Regions from separate parts of the Homo sapiens genome. Here region 1 is linked to region 2. Evidence: chromatin loops called from intact Hi-C (ENCODE). Cell type or tissue: heart left ventricle. All regions are shown on one strand. Links, peaks and the distances in the headings refer to the core of each region. The heading gives the core; the rest is flanking DNA. Region 1 overlaps FAM30A (family with sequence similarity 30 member A). Region 2 has its middle 58 kb from the start of MIR8071-2.

Region 1 (11,222 bases), core at 1,625-9,624, 240 kb before region 2:
TCCTGTTTAAATGTAGCCTCCCCCGCTGCAGAACTGCAGAGCCTGCTGAATTCTGGCTGACCAGGGCAGTCACCAGAGCTCCAGACAATGTCTGTCTCCTTCCTCATCTTCCTGCCCGTGCTGGGCCTCCCATGGGGTCAGTGTCAGGGAGATGCCGTATTCACAGCAGCATTCACAGACTGAGGGGTGTTTCACTTTGCTGTTTCCTTTTGTCTCCAGGTGTCCTGTCACAGGTACAGCTGCAGCAGTCAGGTCCAGGACTGGTGAAGCCCTCGCAGACCCTCTCACTCACCTGTGCCATCTCCGGGGACAGTGTCTCTAGCAACAGTGCTGCTTGGAACTGGATCAGGCAGTCCCCATCGAGAGGCCTTGAGTGGCTGGGAAGGACATACTACAGGTCCAAGTGGTATAATGATTATGCAGTATCTGTGAAAAGTCGAATAACCATCAACCCAGACACATCCAAGAACCAGTTCTCCCTGCAGCTGAACTCTGTGACTCCCGAGGACACGGCTGTGTATTACTGTGCAAGAGACACAGTGAGGGGAAGTCAGTGTGAGCCCAGACACAAACCTCCCTGCAGGGATGCTCAGGACCCCAGAAGGCACCCAGCACTACCAGCGCAGGGCCCAGACCAGGAGCAGGTGTGGAGTTAAGCAAAAATGGAACTTCTTGCTGTGTCTTAAACTGTTGTTGTTTTTTTTTTTTTTTTGGCTCAGCAACAGAGATCATAGAAAACCCTTTTTCATATTTTTGAAATCTGTTCTTAGTCTAATGGAGATTCTCTAATATGTGACAATGTTTTTCTCTTGCTGTTTTTGGAATTCTTTGTCTTTGACTTTTGACAACTTGACTTTTGACAGTGTGCCTCAAAGAAGTTCTATTTTGGGTTCTGTGAACCTCCTGGATCTGGGAAGTTTTCAGCTATGATTTCATTAAACGTGTTTTCTACACCATTTCCCTACTCTTTTGGAATACCCATAATGCAAATATTTGTTCACTTAATTGTGTCCCATAAATGCTGGGGATTTTCTTCATTCCTTTTTACTCTTTTTTTCTTTTTATTCATCTGCCTGAATTATTTCAAAAGATCTGTCTTCAACTTCAGAAACTCTTTTGCTTGGCCTAGTCTAATCTTGAAGGTCTCAATTGTACTTTTAATTTCATTCATTGAATTCTTCAACTCTGGAATTTCTGTTGGTTCTTTTTTATGATACTTATCTCTTTGTTGAATTCCTCATTCAAATGATAAATTGTTTTCCTGATTTCACTGAATTTTCTATCTGTACACTATTGTATCTCCCTGAGTTTCTTAGAGATTATCCTTTTGAATTATTTTTCTGACATTCTGTATATTTCCTTATGATTGGGGTCTGCTACTGGAGAATGACTGTTGTCTTTTTCAGGTGTCGTGTTTCCTGGCCTTTTCATGTTTTATGTGTTCCTACGTTGATTTCTACACATCTGGCGGACCAGTCATCCCTTGCAATTTAATGGAGTAGGTTTTGCAGGAAAAGACTTCCTAGTACAGACGGGTCTCAGGGTGTCAGTGTGGCGGGGCGTGCTGGCTTTAGTTCTAGGTTGACGCAGTAGCGTAGTCTCCATGTCGTTTCTTCAGCTGCCGTCCACATTGGTGACGTTTGCGAGTGTCTCAGTGGCCTGGGCTGAGAGGTTTGTGGCAGTGGAAGTGCAACGTTGCTAGAGGTGGACTCACCAGGCTGTTTCTGAGGTCGGGGCACATGCATGCACATGGTGGATTGACCAACTTGGTGCCAGGCTCACTAGGGTTGGGGACATGGGGCTGTTTCTCAGGCCCAGGATGCAAACACAAGTCTCTTTGGCTGGCCTGGGGGTGTGGCTTCTGAGGGCAATCCACAGGGCTGTTTCTCAGGTTCAGGACACAAGTGCATGGCCGCTCAACTGGCCTGGGCATGTGTCTCCCAGGGCCACCCCATGGGCTCTTTCTCAGACCCAGGACATGGCCACATGGCTTCCTCAGCTGGCCTGGGTGTGTGTCTGCTGGGGGGCTGCAGGGGCACAGGGTTATTTCTCAGGCCGGGGTCATGGGCGCACAGCTGCTTGCTGGCTTATAGGAGTGCCTGCCAGGGGTGGCCCATGATGCTGTTTCTCAGGCCTAATTTCAGGTGCAGAGCCTTTGGGCAGGTCAACGGCATACCTGTGGAAATTGGAGTGGATGCCACAGGGCTATTTCTCAGGTGCCTGAGTGTGGGCACATATCCACTCTGCCAGCCTGGAGTTAGTATCAGGTGCTCGGTGGCTCAGGGGCCTCTCCTGCTCAGGGGAGGGCCCTCAGCAGCTTGGCCAAATCAATGGTGGATTCACCCTGGGCAGGCCTGGCAGGCTCTTCCTCCAGCTGGATGTGCAGCAGCAGGGGTTGGGTTTTTTGCTGTGCAGGGCCAGAGTCACGGCCAATCCTCAGCCTAGGCTCTGCACAGCCAGGGTTGTGGCATTCAGCCACCCAGATATGGGCATCCTGAAGATGGAGCCCCAATGCTAGAAAGGGGCAGTGGCTACCAGCCTCAGGGCAGGATGCACTCCAGAGGCGGCTCCGGTCTCAAGGTGGCGCTGGGCTGCAGCAGCTAGGCTCACAGTGGATGAATGGGGGCAGGGAGTACACACCTTGTGCTCCTAATCTGGGATCATTCCTGGCAGCTCCCAAACTTGGCTGAGGGCTTGCAAAACCTGTGGAATTCTCCTGTTGCAAGGGCTGTAGATGTTTGCAGTGGCAGTGGGTGCTGGCGGGAAATCTGCTTACCTTTTCCCTACATGGGAAGTCCCTCCTGTGTCCAGACCAATCCGATCTGGGTGGGGAAGACAAGGCTGCAAAGGCCAGGTGCCTCCATGCTGCCCTCCGATCACCACGGGTGCGTTTCCACACCTCCACTGCACTCCGTCAGTCTCCCTTCAACACTCCAGTCAAACCTTAGCTGTTTCTTCTTTGCCTTATTCCTTCCTCATGGGGAGGGTGTGGGTGAACACCAGGCTTCTCTAAGTTCTTCATCCATCTTGCTGATGTCATTCTCCATCCAGGCATGGGTTTTTAAGAAGTAGTGAATACTGAAATTTCAGCAGAGGACACCTCTATAAAAATTCTGCAACTGGAAAACCTCCTTAAATTGGCTGATTGTCATTACAATTGGAGGAAAACTGCCAATAATTTCAAATTTAGAAGGCTGAGACTCTATAAACAAAGACTAACAATATGTTTTCTGATATTTTTCCCCAAAATAATACTTTTCCAAGACGAAAATTTTTCCAGGGTATATAAGCACATGTGCTCCAATGATACAACAAATACTTACTAATCATAAGCAAATACCTTAAATGTCTTATAACATCTTTCACACAAAAGCTGTTGCATGTCTATTAGCTAAAAATTCTTATGTCTCGTCCAGATCATGCAGCATGAGCAAAGGGATTTTTGACCTTCAAAAGTCTCAGTACTAACTGAGGACTTTACACAAATTGGAAATGGTCACCTGCATTTCATGGTGGTGGTGGGGAGCTTTTGCACTGGAAAATCCTTCTGTAGAGAAGATTCCATTATCTTGGTAAAATTACATAGTTTTATTTTGCAGATTGGGATTACCAACTGATAAAGGGTTACTGATGTGGAAGTTTTCCTACTTTATTCTCCTATTAGGTTCCTATGTGATATGGTTTGGCTCTGTGTCCCCACCCCAATCTCATCTCCAATTGTAATTCCCATGTGTCCAGGGAGGGTCCAGGTGGGAGTGATTAGATCAAGGGTGGTTTTTCCCAGGCTGTTTTCATGATAGGGTGTTATCATGAGATATGATGGTTTAAAAGTGGCAGGTTCCCCTGCTCTCTCTCTCGCCTGCTGCCACATAAGACGTGCCTTGCTTTCCCTTCACCTTCTGCCATGATTGTAAGTTTCCTGAGGCCTCCCCAGCCATGCGGAACTATGAGTCAATTAAACCTCCTCTCTTTATAAATTACCCAGTCTCAGGTAGTATCTTTATAGCGGTGTGAAAATGGACTAATACACTATGGCTTTGAATTAATAATTTAAAATTTGTCAGCTTGGCAATAAAACATCCTGTTGACATTTATTTTTTAGGTAATATTTTAAATTGGCAGTTTCATTCATGTTTTTACAAATTCTTATTTTCAGGGTGTTTAAGGCCTTTGCTTTGAACTTGGTGGTTCCTTACACTCCATGCTGTTAGTGAAGAGGGACCAGGTTGGGAGGCATTGGTTTGGGTGGTGGTCAGGAAGGGCAGAGTGATTTGAGTAGGGTCTGAGTGGATAATAGCTCATCAGTTTGGAATTTATAAATGACCAGGGATGATTTAAGGAGATTCCTGCCAGACACCTATGCCATGGCCATGCCCTATCTGGATCTCCAGCCGTGAGATGAGAACCCAGCCATGCGGGGGAGTCTGTTCGTTCTGCTCAATGTTGTAAGTGGCACATGCTATTGGATAATGTAGAATTGAATGGATATCATTTTATTATTATAATTTACAAACTTCCTACAATAAACTTATCACCTTTATACATAGAAACAAATATAAGTACATTTTCCCTCCCCTATGTCATTTTGAGCCCCTCTCTCCAAACCATCCTCCCACTCTGCGACCTCACTGTCCCTGCATTTGGCTATGCTCTGGCAAGTCCCTGCTTAGACAAGCACTCACCAGACCACCCTACTCAGCCTCCCCTTCAGCGCCCACCTGGCCCACCTGCTCAAATACATGTTGAGTGGTCACACACATGGACTGAACACCATCTATTCCATGCACTGCCCCAGTGACCGCACTGAGCAGCAAGAGAGAAATGATGCATTAGCTATCAAGGATGCCAATTCAAATGCTGGAGTCTTTCTCAGATACTTTTCAATGTTCAAGAATTGTTGATTGTGAATTCTATACCCAATGAAACTATCCTTCAGAAATGAGCAGAAAATGGATACCTTCTCAAATAAACAAAAACTAAAAGAATTCTTGCTACAAGATGTACTCTTAAAGACTGGCTAAAGGAAGTTCTTCAAACAGCAAGGAAATTGAATTGATCTTATGTCCTGCACACTTGCTAAATTTCCTCTCAATTTTAGCAGCACTGTTTAGATTCCATAGGATTTTCCATACAAACAGTCATGTGGTCTATATATAGAGACAGATTTTCCTCTTTTCCAGTGGGGATAAATTTATGTCTTTTTCTTTCTGTGTTACAGCAGGTAGGACCTCCAGTACAATGTTAAACAGAAGTGGTGAAAACAGACATTCTTGCCTGTTTCCTAACGTTGGAGTTTGGTCTTTTACTATGGTGTCAGATGTTAGCTGTAGGGTTTTTATAAATGCCCTTCATCACATTGAGGAAGTTTGCTCCTATGCCTAATTTTCTGAGAGTCTTTTAATGTGACACTCATGCTAGAATTTATTAAATGCTTTCTGTCTACTAAGATGATTATGCAGTTCTTATATTAACATGAATAATTACATTTATTTATTCTTTAATATCAAGGCAATTTTGCATTCCTGAGACAAACCCCATTTAGTCATCATGTGTTGTTATTGTTACATATTGTTGGATTCAATTTCCTCAAAATTTGTTAAGAATTGTTACATCTATGTTTACAAGGAAGATTAGTCTGTAGGGTATTTTTTCTTATAATAACTTTGCCTAGTTTTGCAATCAGGGTAATGCTGGACTCACAGAATGAGTTGGGAAGCTATTTCCTCCTCTTCATTTTTCTGAAAGAATTTGTATAAAATTGGAATTATATCTTCCTTAAAGGTTTGCAAGATTTCATAATGAAGTCATTGGCCTAGAGTTTTCTTTGTGGGAAAGTCTTTGTTTGTTTGTTTTGTGGTTTGGGTTTTTTTTTAAGAGACACAGTCTCACTCTGTTGCCCAGGCTGGAATGCAGTGGTGTAATCATAGCTCACAGCAGCCTCAACCTCCTGGGCTCAAGCAATCCTCCTACCTCAGCCTTCAGAGTAGCTGGGACTACGGGCATGTACCACCACACCCAGCTGTTTGTTTGTTTGTTTATCGCTTTGTCTTGTTTTTGAGGTCTTATTATGTTGCCCAGGCTGGTCTTGAACTCCTGGCCTCAAGTAATCCTCATGCCTCAGCCTCCCACAGTGCTGGAATTACAGGCATGAGCCACTGCACACAGACTGTGGGAAAGTTTTTAACTAAAAATTCAATTTTCTCTTCCTTTTCCAGTGAGCTTTCCAGTGTCTTTCAATTAATGTATCTATTTTATCTAAGTTGTTGAATTTATTGTCAAAATTTTTTTAAACAATATTCCTCTCTTAGAGGTTGAACATCTGTAGAATCTGTAGTGATGGCACCTCTTAAATCCCTGATCTTGCTCATCTGTGTCGTCTCTCTTTCTCTAATCAGTATGCCTAAAGTTTAATTTCATTGATTTTCTTAAAAAACTGGTTTTGGTTTTATTGATTTTTTTCCCTAGTTTTTTGTGTTACATTTCATTGACTTCTGCTCTGATATTTACTATTTCCTTTCTACTGCCTACAGTAAGTTTAATTTGCTATTTTCTTAGTTTCCTAAAGTGGAAGCTAAGTTTATTGACTTGAGGCCTTTCCTCTGTCTGGATGCGGATATTTGCTGCTAAACATTTCCCTCCAACACCATGCTGTGAGTTTTAGTTACAGCGGGCTTGGAGTTGGCCTGAGAAATTCTACTTAAACAGCTGCACCTATCATGTAAGTGATAAATGATGTACCTGCCTGGCCCTCACCCCTGGTCAAAGAATGGGATGTACTAATGAGCAATGTTGCTGCGTAGCTGTGGATTTCAAGGTATTTTCTGTGTGGTTTTATCATCAGCATTGTTTGTTGATGACTGCAAGACTGATGATTTGCACCTGGCCTCGGTGAGATCCCCGAAAGACCCTGCAGATGGGCTGGTTACTTAGCAGAAAATATGACAACGTGGCCAGCAGGAAACAGGAAGGTACAATCGGCTGCAGGTGAGCTGTTGGAAGTAAGTTCCAATTTTCCTATTTTGTATTTGCATTTTAATAGTGAGACTGCGCTTATGTTATTTGTGTGAAACAGCTTTATTCATAGCACTGTAATTTAAAGAGAAAACCCATTCATGGGAACAACAAACGACCTAGACACCAAGGTAGCTCATGCCATCCAAGGCTATACTGTGCAGTGATTGGGAAAATGGGCACTGGTCCCAGAAGTCTGATCGACACTCTGCCACTGGCTAGTCCCGTGCTGGGGGGCGAGGATCCACACTCTGCCACTGGTTAGTCCCATGCTGGGGACAAGTATCCACACTCTGCCACTGGCTAGTCCCGTGCTGGGGGGCGAGGATCCACACTCTGCCACTGGTTAGTCCCATGCTGGGGACAAGTATCCACACTCTGCCACTGGCTAGTCCCGTGCTGGGGGGCAAGGATCCACACTCTGCCACTGATTAGTGTTGTGAAGATTTAAATAAAGAACCCACACCATATTCTTTGACTTGTGCTTTCCGTATACTGAGAGATAGTAAGAGTACATTATTATTATTTATAAAGTAAACTAGAAAGCACATGGGAAGACAAGAAGAAAACCTGAATAAACATGAATTACCCCATTTTCCTCAGGAGAAAACTTTCACACTCTGAAGGTACACAAATTAGCCTACAAATTTAATGTAAAGCAAATAGACTGTTGTAGGTACCAATTCTCAATGTCACAGTGTTACATGGAAAGTAAAATACACAAGAACAGCCCAAAAGATGGAAACAATGGACGTGGTCAAATGACATCAGTACAACATCCATATGGTCCTAAGTAGCCATCTTTAAAATGGGTTAGAAATGCCTTCAATCATTCACACAGACACATGCATTGAACAAACTCTAAGAAGTGTTCTTACACGGGAAAAGCAAGTTACAGATGCATGGGCATGATATGGATGTAGATGTGTGTATGTGCATCCCACTCATACACAAAATACCCAGCATCGCCCACATGCCTGCTGTGTGCGTAAGTGTGAGCGAGTGCACAGACAACAGCGTGCAGAAATTCAAACCAAGCTGTGGGTACTTGTTACCACTGGGAAGGGAGTCGGTCACAGAGGGAAAGAGAAACAGGACATCAGCCTTTGACTTCAGAACTGTTCCTGCCTTTTCACATCCTGTGCTGTTTTCAGCATCGTCGGAGCCCTTAACACACATCACGGGAGTAAGAGTGTGTTAGAGGGAGCATTCGGTGGGACAGATATTGCCATGGCTTGTGGATAGAGTTCACAGTCCTTAATAATCCCCGAGATGGCAGCCAAGAGCTACGTTCTCAATCACGCAGCTTCACCCCAGAAACTGACAGAAACCCAACAACCAAAAGGTGTCCATTCTGACAGCCTCAGCCTGTGCTGGCTCAGATGAGCAAAAATGTACAGATATTAATAATGATGTTGATTTGAAGAGCACAGAGGGGGGTATGCATGATAAGGGTCCAAATTTTTACCTTAAAAAAGAATACATTTACTTCTCAATCACCTACATAACGATCATTTTTTAAAAAACTGATCAAATTTGGTGTTACAAGGGCACGTTGCAAATTCTTCTGGCTACTTTTCTCTGACTATTCTAATTACGTTACCGTGTTTTCTCCTGTATGTGCCCGTTCATGTGAATGTCATTTCTGGCTACTTTTCTCTGACTATTCTAATTACGTTACCGTGTTTTCTCCTGTATGTGCCCGTTCATGTGAATGTCATTTCTGGCTACTTTTCTCTGACTATTCTAATTACATTACCGTGTTTTCCTGTATGTGCCCGTTCATGTGAATGTCATTTCTGGCTACTTTTCTCTGACTATTCTAATTACGTTACCATGGTTTCTCCTATATGTGCCCGTTCATGTGAATGTCATTTCTGGCTACTTTTCTCTGACTATTCTAATTACGTTACCGTGTTTTCTCCTGTATGTGCCCGTTCATGTGAATGTCATTTCTGGCTACTTTTCTCTGACTATTCTAATTACATTACCGTGTTTTCCTGTATGTGCCCGTTCATGTGAATGTCATCCAGGCAGATTTCCCAAATCCGGCTTCCTGTAACCAAGGGCTGAAAGAGGGAACGGTTTCCTGGGAATCCTTTTTGCAGTTTATTTTACCCGGAGGCAGAAGCCCACGGTTCCGTGAAGAGTCTATTGCTCTCCCCTCTCTCCTTTTGTGTCTCTATTTTTAATTGACAAAAAAGCAAATGTGAAGATTCCTGGGGTACAATGCAAAGTGACAATGCCTGTCTATATTGTGGGATGATTAAAACAAGGTAAGTGGCATATCCATCACCTCACACACTTATCATTTTGTGGTGAGAACATTTAAAATCTCATCTTTTAGCAATTTTGAAATAGTCATTATTGTTAACTATAGTCACCATGCTGTGCAACAGATCAAAAGAACTGACTCCTCCCATCAGCAGAAACTTCATGCCCTTTGACCAGCATCTCTCCTTTCCCCGTCCACGACTAACCCCCAGCCCAAGAGAACAGCCAACACCCACCTCGCTGCTGCCACACGACATGTCGGGCTTTGATGGGATGGAGGTGAGGGTGGGGAAGACAATTCCAAAGCTGGAGCACTGGCCTCACAGCTCAGACACTCTTCTACTTATCCTGAGAGAATGATGTGCTGAGACCAACTAAACCTCCCCTGCTCTTCCCACATGGCAGAAAAGAGGCAACCCAGGGAAGCCATTGCCAGGACATCATGGTCACCCAACCCTTGTGCAGAAAGGAAGCACCTGCCCAGGATGCCATAGCACCCAACCCTCATCCCCAAGGAAACACAGCCCAGGGCACCATGGACACCCAACCGTCATCCCCAGGGGAGGACACAGCCCAGGGCACCATGGACACCCAACCCTCATCCCCAGGGGAGGACACAGCCCAGGGTATCTTGGACACCCAGCCCTCATTCCTAGGGGAGTACACAGCCCAGGGCATCTTGGACATCCAACCCTCATCCCCAGGGAAGGACACAGCCCAGGGCATCTTGGACACCCAACCCTCATTCCCATAAGAGCACACAGCCCAGGGCATCGTGGAGGCCCGACCCTCATCCCTAGGGGAGGACACAGCCCAGGGCACCATGGACACCCAACCCTCATCCCCAGGGGAAGACACAACCCAGGCCACCATTAACACCCAATCATGTGCAGGGAGGGTGTCCTTGGAGCCTGGGACTCTTGCCAGTGAAGCGGTGGACAAGAAACTGAGGATGCGATCAGCACACAGAAATCTCAGGCAGCCTAGGATACATGAGGCCTCTCACCCCTGGGAACACTGAGCAGCCACCAGGAGCCCACACCTTGAGGTACAGCAGGAGCCATGCGCTCTTGCTCTTGCTCACTCACACTCCTGCACACAGCCACTGACACACGCCCTCGTGCACGTTGCAGATTAACTCCACTGGCCTTGCACTTGCAACGCTGGAGGCTGAGAGGTATCCCCAGGTTCTTTTCTCGTGAGAGGGGCAGGCTGACTTTCACTCTCCTCCATGTGCTAGAGGCAGCTCCACCAACACTGGCTGCCCTGAGTGGATGCACCTGGCTCTGGAATTCCTGTCATTTGCTTTGGATCCAGGAGCCCCTGCCTCATGTAGCTACTTAACAGAAAGGAGGAATCCACCCAGGACATGCCCAGACGGGAGCCTCACAGGATGGACAGTGGTGTCTGGGGTCACGGGCAGCCCTGACCCAGCAGCGCCAGCACCAGCACACCCAGTGGGGAAGGCGGGGAGGCCCAAACGCCACCCACAGTTTGTTACTCCACTGGGTGGGACCCGGCACCCCTGCCTTCCTGACACCCTGGAGTCCCTGCCTCTTCCTAGAGCCCCCAAGCCCATCTGCCTCAGAGCATCCAGAGACAGACCTGGGGAGCCATTTCCTCAGGCCCTGGACAAGGAAACAGGGAATTCCAGGTTATGGGTGCCTGGGGCAGGTCTCAGGCAGGTGCTGGGAACCAGAGAGAGGGGTCACCGCGAGGCCTCAGGCCTGGCACCAGCACTTTGAGCCTCAGTTTACCAGCCCACGAGGTGCTGAGTCTGGACTGGATGACCTTCCCACCCCCAGTGACCTCTGCCCTTTCCCGAGCATGTCAGCTCTGCTCCAGCATCCTGGTGTGAGCGCAATGCCACTTTTTTTCTCAACAAATACGAAAGGAGGAAGGTGCCCCCAGGGCCCTGTGCCCTGAGGATGCCTGTG
Region 2 (11,222 bases), core at 1,565-9,564:
CTCACTCAGCCCTGGACCTCATCACTCAGCCCTGGTCCTGGTCACTCAGCCCTGGACCTCGTCACTCAGCCCTGGACCTCGTCACTCAGCCCTGGACCTCGTCACTCAGCCCTGGTCCTCATCACTCAGCCCTGGACCTCATCACTCAGCCCTGGACCTCCTCACTCAGCCCTGGACCTCATCACTCAGCCCTGGACCTCCTCACTTAGCCCTGGACCTCGTCACTCAGCCCTGGTCCTGGTCACTCAGCCCTGGTCCTCATCACTCAGCCCTGGACCTCATCACTCAGCCCTGGTCCTCATCACTCAGCCCTGGTCCTGATCACCCAGCCCTGGTCCTGATCACTCAGTCCTGGTCCAGATCACACAGCCCTGGTCCTGATCACTCCATCCTAGTCCTCATCACTCAGCCCTGGTCCTGATCACCCAGCCCTGGTCCTGATCACTCAGTCCTGGTCCAGATCACTCAGCCCTGGTCCTGATCACTCAGCTCTGGTCCTGATTATTAGATCCTGATGCTAGTCACTGGGCACTGGGCACTGGGCCCTGATCCTAATCACTGAACCCTGCTCCTGATCAATGAACCCTGGCCCTGATCAAAGGGCTTTGCTCCTGATCACTGGGCCCTGGTCATGCTGTGTTCTGGTCCTTACCCCTGAACTCTGGTCCTGATTACTGAGTCTTGGTCCTGATCCCTGAGTCCTAGACTTGATCACTCAATTCCAGTCCTCATCAGTGGGCCCTGGTCGTGATCACTGAGCCCTGATCTGGATCACTAGGCTCTGGTCCTAACTCAGTCCTGGTCTGGATCGCTGAGTCTTGATCCTGATCACTGGGCCATGTTCTGGATCAATGAGCCCTGGCCCTGATCACTGGGCCCTGGTCCTGCTAACTATGCTCTGGTCCTGACCACTGAGCCCTTGTCCCAGTCAACAGTCAATAACTGAGCTCTGGTCCTAGTCAATAGTCAATCACTGAGCCCTGGTCCTGATCACTGGGTCCTGGTCCTGATCACTGGGTCCTGTTCTTATCCCTGAATCTTGGTCCTGATCACTGAGCCCTGGCCCTCATCACTGGGTCTTGTTCCTAATCACTGGGCTCTGGTTCTGACCAATGGCCCCTGGTTCTGGTCCCTGACTCCTGGTCCTGATCAATGGGCTCTGCTCTTGACTTCTGAGTCCTGGTGCTGATCATCCAGTCCTGGTCCTGATCACTGGGCCCTGATTCTAATCACTCAGACCTCCTTTTGATCACTGAACCCTAGTATTTATCACTGAGCCCTGATCCTGATCGTTGGGCCCTATTTCTGGTAACTGAGCTCTGATCCTGACCACTGACCTCTGTTCCTAATCACTGAGCCCTGGACCAGATCACTGGCCCCTGGTCCTGATCACTGGCCCCTGGACCTGATCACTGACCCTTGTTCCCGATTGCTGAGCCCTGGACCTGATCACTGAGCCCTGTTCCTGATCACTAACCCCTATTCCTGATCACTGAGCCCTGGTCCTGATTACTGAGCCCTGGACCCAGTCAATGACCCCTGTTCCTGATCACTGAGCCCTGGACCAAATCACTGAGCCCTGGACCAGATCACTGGGCCCTGGTCTTGATCACTGGGCCCTGGTCCTGATTACTGAGCCCTGATCCTGATCACTGGGCCCTGTTCCTGACCACTGAGCCCTGGACCAGACCGCGGATCCCTGTTCCTGATCACTGATCTCTGGTTCTTTAATTATGCATATTCATTTTGAAATCTGATTCCTTTTCTGAGCATGTATCAGTCTGACTAGACACTGAGTCCTGTCTGATTTCTGAGCCTTGGCCCTCATGAGTAAGTGACCTGCAGTGGTGGAGGGAGGCCTCCAGGGGAGCCGAGACCCTCTCAGTGCATGTACTCACTGGTAGATGAAGAAATGACCCCAATGACTTGCTCCATTTTTCCAGGCTCAGAGGGGTGTGTAGGCCCCAGGAGGACTTGGTGGCGAGAAGACCAGCCCAGGCCCTGTGAGCTACACCCAGCCCCAGCCCCTAAGGGGTCGCCAGGTCTCGACTTAGCACTGGGGAGGGGGTACAGTACAGGAGTGGGGACAGGAAGGTGAGGGGAGGCCATGCCGTTTGTATTCTCTTGCTTTTCTCTCTCTCCTGAAGCCTCTTGAATAGACCTGCAGAAATACCCAAAATAGCCCTGTGGGGTGGCTGAGTCATTGTGAACACAGCCCAGGTCAGGTGTTCCAGCCAGAGAACTGCTGTTCTGAGAAACATGCCCCAAAACCGAGACCTGGCCAGGTGTGCCTGGGGCCTGAGCGAGGGGCTGCAGCCACAGGTAGGCCCAGCCCCAACCAGCCCAGGGTCAGCTAGGGCTTTCCAGGTCCAGGGTTAGGCAGAGGTCAGCCAGGGTCAACCATGGTCTATCTGAGGGGAGAGACAAGAGACACAGAGACATAGAGAGAGAGAGAGACAGGGATGGGGAGAGACAAGAGAGACAGGAAAGGAGAGACAAAGACAGACACAGAGAGAGAGATGGGGATGGAGAGAGATAAGAGACAGGGACAGGGAGGGACAGAGGCGAGGCCAGTGACAGAGACAGAGTTACAAGAGACAGAAAGAGAGAGAGATGAGATGAGAGAGATAAGAAGAAACGGAGACAGAGATGGGAGAAAAAGAGAGGAGATGGGAACAGGGAAAAAGAGACATGGAGACAGACATGCAGAGAGAACACAACAGAGGCAGAGAACACACAGGGAGAGAAAGAGGCAGCAAGATGGGCCCAGGAACTCAGCTGCAAGCCCCTCTCACACAGTCACTCTCACAAACACACACCACGACTATTATACAACATTCACACACAAACACACAGAAACATACCCACGCTCACAGCCACACACTAAGTCACTGTCACATCCATACCCACACTCACACCCAAACACACATGGCCCAGGAGCAAATGGGGAGACCTCAGCCTGCAGCTGGGAGCGGCCGAGCGGGCGCTGGGCCAGAGTCGGGGCCTGTCTGTGGGTGGGGGGCACGGCAGCACGGGCCCACCTGCACCTACAAGGCCTGGCCCCCGAGGTCACTGGGCCACCACCCAGCCCTCGCCCTGTTCCCCGTCTGTGCTGGCCGGGGCAGGACTCTGAGCCTCCAGGAAACCTGCAGATCCACACAGGACCCGGAACATCGGGCTGGGGTGGGTAACAACATGGGAGAGGCGGGAGCAGGAGGTCCCAGGACCCTGCGCACTGCGACCCCAGCCCTGGGGGCTGAAGCCCAGGACAGCCTCAGGTCTCCCAGGAGGGACTGGACAGTGGGGGATGGTCAGAGAACAGGAGAGCCAGCAGGGTGCAGCCCGAGGACAGGGATGGACGCTGGGAGGTCAACAGGACAGGGGCAGGGGCCGTGGAGTGGGCGAAGGTCCTGGAGGGCCTAGAGAACCTGTGGGTCCGTGTTTGTGGGAAGGAGGCCAGGAGCAGCCCAGAGTGGCCAGGCTGGCAGGGGTGAGGAGGTGGGGGCAGTGAGGTGAGGGTGACCGAGCCAGTGAGGCCTCTGGCCAGGGAGGGGACCTTGGCTGGGCTCTGACTGAACCCAGGGCTCCTGGAGAAGGGGCCCCAGGCGGGGATGAGGATGTGGGCATCTGACTCCATCAACAATGGGGCTTCCAACACGCACAGCCTGGGCCTCGGAGACCTGGGCCCTGACCCGCCTCCCCCTGGCACTGGGCCGGGTGCCGTGTGTGGTCCCCAGTCCCCGCAGCACCTCCCCCACACTGGTCACGTTCCAGGGCCCCTCTGAAGCACCTGCTGTGAGGGGATGTGGGGAGGGGACAGGGACTTGGGCCTGAGCTGCCGGGTCGGGGGGGAGTCGGGGACCCAGGCTCAGCGTGTGGCTGGGGACCAGACAGATGGGGATGGAGGAGGACACGCCCTGTACCCACTGCCTGCCAAGGGGCTGGACCCACGCCCAGTCTAGGCCATGTCCCCCGAGGCCTGTGAACCTTCACTCTGAGCCACTAAAACATTCAGGAGCTTTGAAAGCAGCCCCCGTCCTTGTCACTATGCGATGACTCTGAGCATCACGCTGTCCCTGCTGGATCCACCCTCCAGCCCCAGCGAGGGAGGCTGGGCCCCGGGCAGCAGGTGGTGAGGGCAGCGGGCACAGCCACCCTACAGCACACACAGGGTCTCAGGGACGCGTCCACCACAGCCCGTGCACAGGCTCCTCACGGCACTGAGTTCACCCGGGGCGCGGGCCGTTTGTCCTCAGGAGTCCCGCTGTACCCTCCGCCCCCAGCCCTGTCCTGCTGAGGCTGCAGCTGGGTCCCGGGGCACAGGGCGGCCCTGAGCACTTTGTCATCTTGGTCCCTGTCGGGTGGGCTGCTGGCTGTCTGTGGAGCTGGCAGAGCCGCGGTTCAGCCTTGGAGGCCGGTCCTGGGGCCCAGCAGCCGTGGGGAGCACTGCCCAGTCCCGTGCCCACAGGGAATCACCTGGGCTGAGGAAGGGCCCACACGCCGACGGGATCGGGGTCAGGCAGCGCACGCCTGGCACCGAGATCCCACGTCCCGAAGTGGGGACACGGCCCAGGGGCACTGTTCCGGGAGGGTCTCAAGATGGGGTCTCCTATTTCAATCTTCACTCCTTCTGCACCTGTTAGCTGGGAACCTTCTAGAAGGAGGGGTGTCCTCAATCATGGGGTGGTTGTGAGCTGAGCACAGATCATGCAGGAAGGTACATGGCTTCTCCTTCACCAGGAAAACAGTGCAGAGAGACAGAGACACAGAGACAGAGACAGAGTAACAGAGAAAGAGAGACAGAGAGAGACACAGAGACAGAGACAGAGTAACAGAGATAGACAGAGAGACACAGAGACAGAGACAGAGTAACAGAGATAGAGAGACAGAGAGAGACACAGAGACAGAGTAACAGAGAAAGACAGAGAGACAGAGACAGAGACAGAGTAACAGAGAGACAGAAAGAGACAGAGACAGAGTAACAGAGATAGAGAGACAGAGAGAGAGATAGAGACAGAGGCAGGCACAGAGATAAGAAAGATACACAGAAACAGAGAGAGACAGAGATAGATAGTCACTGTCACATTCATACCCACGCTCACCTGCTCACACACTCACACACTCACCTCACACTCACACACACTCTCACACTCACAGTCACTTACACTCACACACAGTCACACACACACAGTCACACACACACTCACAAACACACTCACACACTCACACACACTCTCACACACACACTGAGCTTCCCTCAGGCCCTGTCACTTCCGATGGGGCCTACGGCCTGTCTAAGCCTCTGGGCCACCAGCCCCTGGCTCACCGGTGTGTGCCCACCACACCCCGCCTTGGGGGTCCCCTCTATGAGCTGGGCACATGCCCTCCGCTCTGTTCATGGCTGGCCTGGGGGAAACAGGGCCCACCCAAGGCCTGGCTCAGGGAAGGCCTCAAACACACATGGCCCAGGAGCAAAGGGGCAGAGCTCAGCCTGCAGCTGGGAGCGGGCAGGGGTAGTGGAGTGGGCAGAGGGCCTGGAGAACCTGCAGGGCTCCGATGTCTCTGGGAAGGGGGCCCAGGAGCAGCTCAGCGTGGCTGGGCCGGCAGGGGCGAGGAGGTGGGGGCCGTGAGGGAGGGGTGACTCGGCTGTGTGGGGTGCCGGGGGACACGGGCTTTGCTCCGGCTGAGCCCAGGCAGTGGCGAATCCCTGAGCTGCCAGGAGGAGAGCAGGGCCGGGGTCAGGCAGAGGTGGGCCGCGGGGCCGAGGGCTGCGGCCGGTCGGGAGCAGTCGGTCGGTTGAGGGCACCATTACATGGAGGGCTGTGAGACGGGAGACCCCATTCCCTTCATTCCTTGTGCACGTGTTAGTGAGGAAACTTCTAGAAGGAGGGCATTGCTCGTAGTGGGTGAGTGTGAGCACAGATCATGCAGGCTGGCGTGCTGCCGTGAAGTGCCTCTCTTTACTTTCCAGACCTCAGCATGGCAAGCCCGTCCTGCGCCCCAGGGTCTTTCTGGAGTACACGCCGCGCGGTCCTGGTGGGCACCATACCTGGCACCCACGCTTTGGCCGGGCCCGAACCTTGCGCCCTCCCAGCCCCCATGTGGCTCTCCCTTGGCCATACTGGCCTTTTGCCAGTCCTCCTACCTCACCCTAGGGTCTGCCTGGCCCTGCCCTCCCTTCCTAGCCCCCCAAGGAGGCTGGAGGGCACCCCTGCGTCCACCAGCAGCAGCTCCTCATGGGCGAGTCTCCTTGGGCCAGTGACACATAGTGTGCCCCGATGGTGCCACGGCAGCCTGGGCCCTCCGCCTTCCTGCTTGGCAGGCACCCCCGCTCCCTGCACCCTCACCGGGGCACCTGTGAGCCCTGAGGGCCAGTGGGGGTCTCACTGCTGCTCCCTCCCACAGCCTAGCCTCGGGCCTCAGGGCTCTGCATCCAAGCGGCCCAGGGCTCCCTGCGGTCTCAGCCCGAGTGGGCCTTTGAGCCTTCGCGTTCTCTGCAGGGTGGGACCTGCCCAAGGGCTGCTGAGGGCTTCCCAGGGGTCCTGTGGGTCCCACCTAGGGGCAAGCTGGTGAGGAAAGTGGGTCCTGCCATGGCGGCCGGGTGGGCTGAGTTTTCGGCATCTCTGGGCCCAACAGCAGGTCCCTGGAGCGGCGCCCACCCCTCCCCCAGGCAGGTGTGAGGGCTCTGATCTGTTTCTCCTTGAGTGACTCATTCTGGGCAGACTTGGCCCTCAGGGCACATGCAAATGGTTGTTTGTTCCACACCGAAAACATGTTTCTTGCCCTCTGAGGCTGTTTCCAGAAATAGCTTGCACGATTCTCCACCTGCAGCTGCAGCCGCCACCCACCCAGTGTGGCCAGGCTGGCCCAGGCCTCCAGATTCGGGGACACCCCCCGCCCCCTCCCCCAGCGTGGCCAGGCTGGCTCAGGCCTCCAGATTCGGGGACACCCGCCCCCTCCCCCAGGACAGGCCCACTTGGGTTACTGACACTGGGACCACCCTGCAAACGTCAACTTTATTGAATTCAGTGGTTCTGAACTTGTTGCCATCTTTGGGACCAGGACCCAGGGGCAGCCCCCAGGTTGGCAGGAAGGGCAGGGGAGCCAACGCTGGCAGGGCCCCCAGCCAACCCCCACCCCAGAAGCCCCAAGGAGGCTGAGCGGAGGTGGCCCTGGTGGCCTGGGCACAGGCAGCCCGATTGGTACAGGGCCGGTCTGGTGCAGGCCCGCACCTCCCCCACCCTCATGGCCTGGTGGTCCCCACTGTACAGAGAGAACACTGAGGCTCAGCAGGGCCAGGGACATGGCCTGAGGTTACATGGTGATGGGGGCTGGGTCTCCGGGCCTGGGGGCCGTGGTGGGTGCAGCACCCGGACTGCGTGGGCTGTGGCCTCCCTGCTCCCAGCTCTGTCACACCCGTCTCCATCTGAGCCTCCAGCTCCATCTTTCCCGCTGTCCCTGTCTCTGGCTACCCTTCTGTCTCCCTGTCTCTCTGCCTCTCTGAAGGTATCTCCCTGCCCGAATCTCTGTCTCTGTCCCATTGTCGGTGTCTCTGACTCATCTCTGTCAAGCCCGTCTGCTGGGCTTTGTCCCGCCATCTTGCCTGTCTTGGCCTCTCTCTCTTTCTGTGTGTCTCCGTCGGTGCCTCCTTTCTCCATCCATCTCTCCCCCGTGTCTGTCTCTATCCCTCCGTCTCTCTTCCCGTCTATCCCTCCCTCTGTGCCTGTCCCTTTGCTGTGTCCCTTTCTTTGCCTCTGTCTCTCTGTCTGTCTCTTCGTGTCCCTGTGTGTCTCTCTCTGTCTCTCTGCTTCTATCTCTGTCTTTCTGTATCTCTGTCTATATCTCAGCCTCTTTGTGTCCCTGTGTGTGTGTCTCTCTCTTCTCTGTCTTTCCATGCCTCTGTCTATATCTCTGTCTCTCTGCCTCTGTATCTCTGTCTGTCTGTTCGTGTCCCTGTGTATGTCTCTCTCGGTCTCTTTCTGTATCTCTGTCTATATCTGTCTCTCTCATCTGTCTCTTCCTGTGTGTGTCTCTCTGTCTCTCTGCCTCTGTCTCTCTCTCTCTGTCTCTTCATCTCTGTCTCTGCCTCTGTGTCATTTTGTGTGTGTTTCTCTATGTCTCTCTGTCTGTGTCTCTTCCTCTCTGTAGCTCTCCCTCTCTCTGTCTCTCCTTATACCTCTCTTTCTCTCTCTCTGTTTCTTTCTCTGTCTCTTTTTGTCTTTCTCTGTCTCTCTGTCTCTGTCTCTTCCCCTCTATATATCTCTGTCTTTCTGTTGCTGTCTGTCTCTGTTTCTCTTCAGCCCTCTCTGTCTCTCTTTGTCTCTGTCTTTCTCTGCCTTTCTAACTCTCTTTCTCTGTCTCTCTGTCTCTATCTCAGTCTCTCTTCTTATCTCTGTCTCTATCTCTCTCTGTCTCTCACTCTCTGTATCTGTCTTTCTCTTATCTCTATTGCTCTGTCTCTATCTCTGTCTCTCTCATCTCTATCTCTGTCTCTATCTCTCTTTCTGTCTCTCTGTATCTCTCTGTATCTCTGTCTCTGTAACTCTCTTTATCTCTTACTGCCTCTGTTTCTCTCACTCTGTCTCTGTCTTTCTTTATCTCTGTCTTGGTCTCTGTCTCTCTGTAACTTTATCTCTGTCTCTCTGTTTCTATCTCTGTTTTTCTCTGTCTGTCTCTGCCTATATCTCTGTCTCTCTTTATCTGTCTCTCTGTCTCTGTGTATCTCTGTCTCTCTGTAACTTTATCTCTGTCTTTTTCTGTCTCTGTGTCTGTGTGTCTGTCTCTGTGTCTCTGTTTTTCTCTCTCTCTCTCTCTGCCTATTTTTCTCTCTCTGTCTCTGTCAATGTCTCTTTCTGGATCTGTGTTTCTTTCTCTCTGTCTCTGTCTCTCCATCTCTGTCTCTATCTATCTGTCTCTCTGTAACTCATCTCTGTCTCTATTTGTGTCTGCATGTCTCTTTCTGTGTCTCTGTTTCTCTCTCTGTTTCTGTCTCTTTGTTTCTCTGTCTCTGTGTCTTTCTCTCTGTCTCTGTCTGTATCTCTGTGTTTCTATTTCTCTGTCTCTCTCTGTCTCTGTCTCTCTCTTTCTCTGTTACTCTGTTTCTGTCTCTGTGTCTCTGTCTCTCTGTAACTCCTCATCTCTGTCTCTATTTGTGTCTGCATGTCTCTTTCTGTGTCTCTGTTTCTCTCTGTCTCTGTCTCTCTGTTTCTCTGTCTCTGTCTCTGTGTCTTTGTCTCTGTCTGTATCTCTGTGTCTCTATTTCTCTGTCTCTCTTTCTCTCTCTGTCTCTGTCTCTCTGTCTTTCTCTGTTACTCTGTCTCTGTCTCTGTGTGTCTCTCTCTGCCTCTCTGTCTTTCTCTGTTACTCTGTCTCTGTCTCTCTCTGTCTCTCTCTGTTACTCTGTCTCTGTCTCTGTGTCTCTCTGTCTGTCTTTCTCTGTTACTCTGTCTCTGTCTCTGTGTCTCTCTCTGTCTCTCTGTCTTTCTCTGTTACTCTGTCTCTGTCTCTGTGTCTCTCTCTGTCTCTCTTTCTCTGTTACTCTGTCTCTGTCTCTCTCTGTCTCTCTGTCTTTCTCTGTTACTCTGTCTCTGTCTCTGTGTCTCTGTCTCTCTGTCTTTCTCTGTTACTCTGTCTCTGTCTCTGTGTCTCTCTCTGTCTCTCTTTCTCTGTTACTCTGTCTCTGTCTCTCTCTGTCTCTCTGTCTTTCTCTGTTACTCTGTCTCTGTCTCTGTGTCTCTGTCTCTCTGTCTTTCTCTGTTACTCTGTCTCTGTCTCTGTGTCTCTCTCTGTCTCTGTCTTTCTCCGTTACTCTGTCTCTCTCTCTGTCTCTCTGTGACTCTATCTGTTACTCTGTCTCTGTCTCTGTGTCTCTCTGTCTCTCTTTCTCTGTTACTCTGTCTGTGTCTCTGTGTCTCTCTCTCGTCTGTCTTTCTCTGTTACTCTGTCTCTGTCTCTGTGTCTCTGTCTCTCTGCACTGTTTTCCTGGTGAAGGAGAAGCCATGTACCTTCCTGCATGATCTGTGCTCAGCTCACAACCACCCCATGATTGAGGACACCCCTCCTTCTAGAAGGTTCCCAGCTAACAGGTGCAGAAGGAGTGAAGATTGAAATAGGAGACCCCATCTTGAGACCCTCCCGGAACAGTGCCCCTGGGCCGTGTCCCCACTTCGGGACGTGGGATCTCGGTGCCAGGCGTGCGCTGCCTGACCCCGATCCCGTCGGCGTGTGGGCCCTTCCTCAGCCCAGGTGATTCCCTGTGGGCACGGGACTGGGCAGTGCTCCCCACGGCTGCTGGGCCCCAGGACCGGCCTCCAAGGCTGAACCGCGGCTCTGCCAGCTCCACAGACAGCCAGCAGCCCACCCGACAGGGACCAACATGACAAGGTGCTCAGGGCCGCCCTGTGCCCCGGGACCCAGCTGCAGCCTCAGCAGGACAGGGCTGGGGGCGGAGGGCACAGCCGGACTCCTGAGGACAAACGGCCCGCGCCCCGGGTGAACTCAGTGCCGTGAGGAGCCTGTGCACGGGCTGTGGTGGACGCGTCCCTGAGACCCTGTGTGTGCTGTAGCGTGGCTGTGCCCGCTGCCCTCACCACCTGCTGCCCGGGGCCCAGCCTCCCTCGCTGGGGCTGGAGGGTGGATCCAGCAGGGACAGCGTGATGCTCAGAGTCATCGCATAGTGACAAGGACGGGGGCTGCTTTCAAAGCTCCTGAATGTTTTAGTGGCTCAGGGTGAAGGTTCACAGGCCTCGGGGGACATGGCCTAGACTGGGCGTGGGTCCAGCCCCTTGGCAGGCAGTGGGTACAGGGCGTGTCCTCCTCCATCCCCATCTGTCTGGTCCCCAGCCACACGCTGAGCCTGGGTCCCCGACTCCCCCCCGACCCGGCAGCTCAGGCCCAAGTCCCTGTCCCCTCCCCACATCCCCTCACAGCAGGTGCTTCAGAGGGGCCCTGGAACGTGACCAGTGTGGGGGAGGTGCTGCGGGGACTGGGGACCACACACGGCACCCGGCCCAGTGCCAGGGGGAGGCGGGTCAGGGCCCAGGTCTCCGAGGCCCAGGCTGTGCGTGTCGGAAGCCCCATTGTTGATGGAGTCAGATGCCCACATCCTCATCCCCGCCTGGGGCCCCTTCTCCAGGAGCCCTGGGTTCAGTCAGAGCCCAGCCAAGGTCCCCTCCCTGGCCAGAGGCCTCACTGTCTCGGTCACCCTAACCTCACTGCCCCCA

What was found. Peaks named below come from ENCODE experiments on the same cell type or tissue, not always from the same donor. Only the 100,000 strongest peaks of a DNase experiment are listed, where the experiment ranks them.
Region 1: a loop joins it to region 2, with 4 times the contacts of the local background. A loop is called at or near these places in 9 of 110 quality-filtered maps.

The regions. Positions count from the first base shown.
Region 1 is chr14:105,929,067-105,940,288 of GRCh38, reverse strand. It overlaps FAM30A (family with sequence similarity 30 member A), which reads right to left. Exons shown (of 6, transcript NR_026800.2): 6 at 7,647-11,222. It also overlaps IGH and IGHV6-1. Among named protein-coding and RNA genes, the nearest start is that of FAM30A, 17 kb to the right of the region's middle. In heart left ventricle, for the core only: no CTCF peak of the experiment used is centred there; no DNase peak of the experiment used is centred there.
Region 2 is chr14:105,692,084-105,703,305 of GRCh38, reverse strand. It overlaps IGH. Among named protein-coding and RNA genes, the nearest start is that of MIR8071-2, 58 kb to the right of the region's middle. RefSeq lists enhancers at 2,042-2,363, 6,652-7,026. In heart left ventricle, for the core only: no CTCF peak of the experiment used is centred there; DNase peaks (open chromatin) are centred at 2,965, 3,405, 4,175 and 5,755.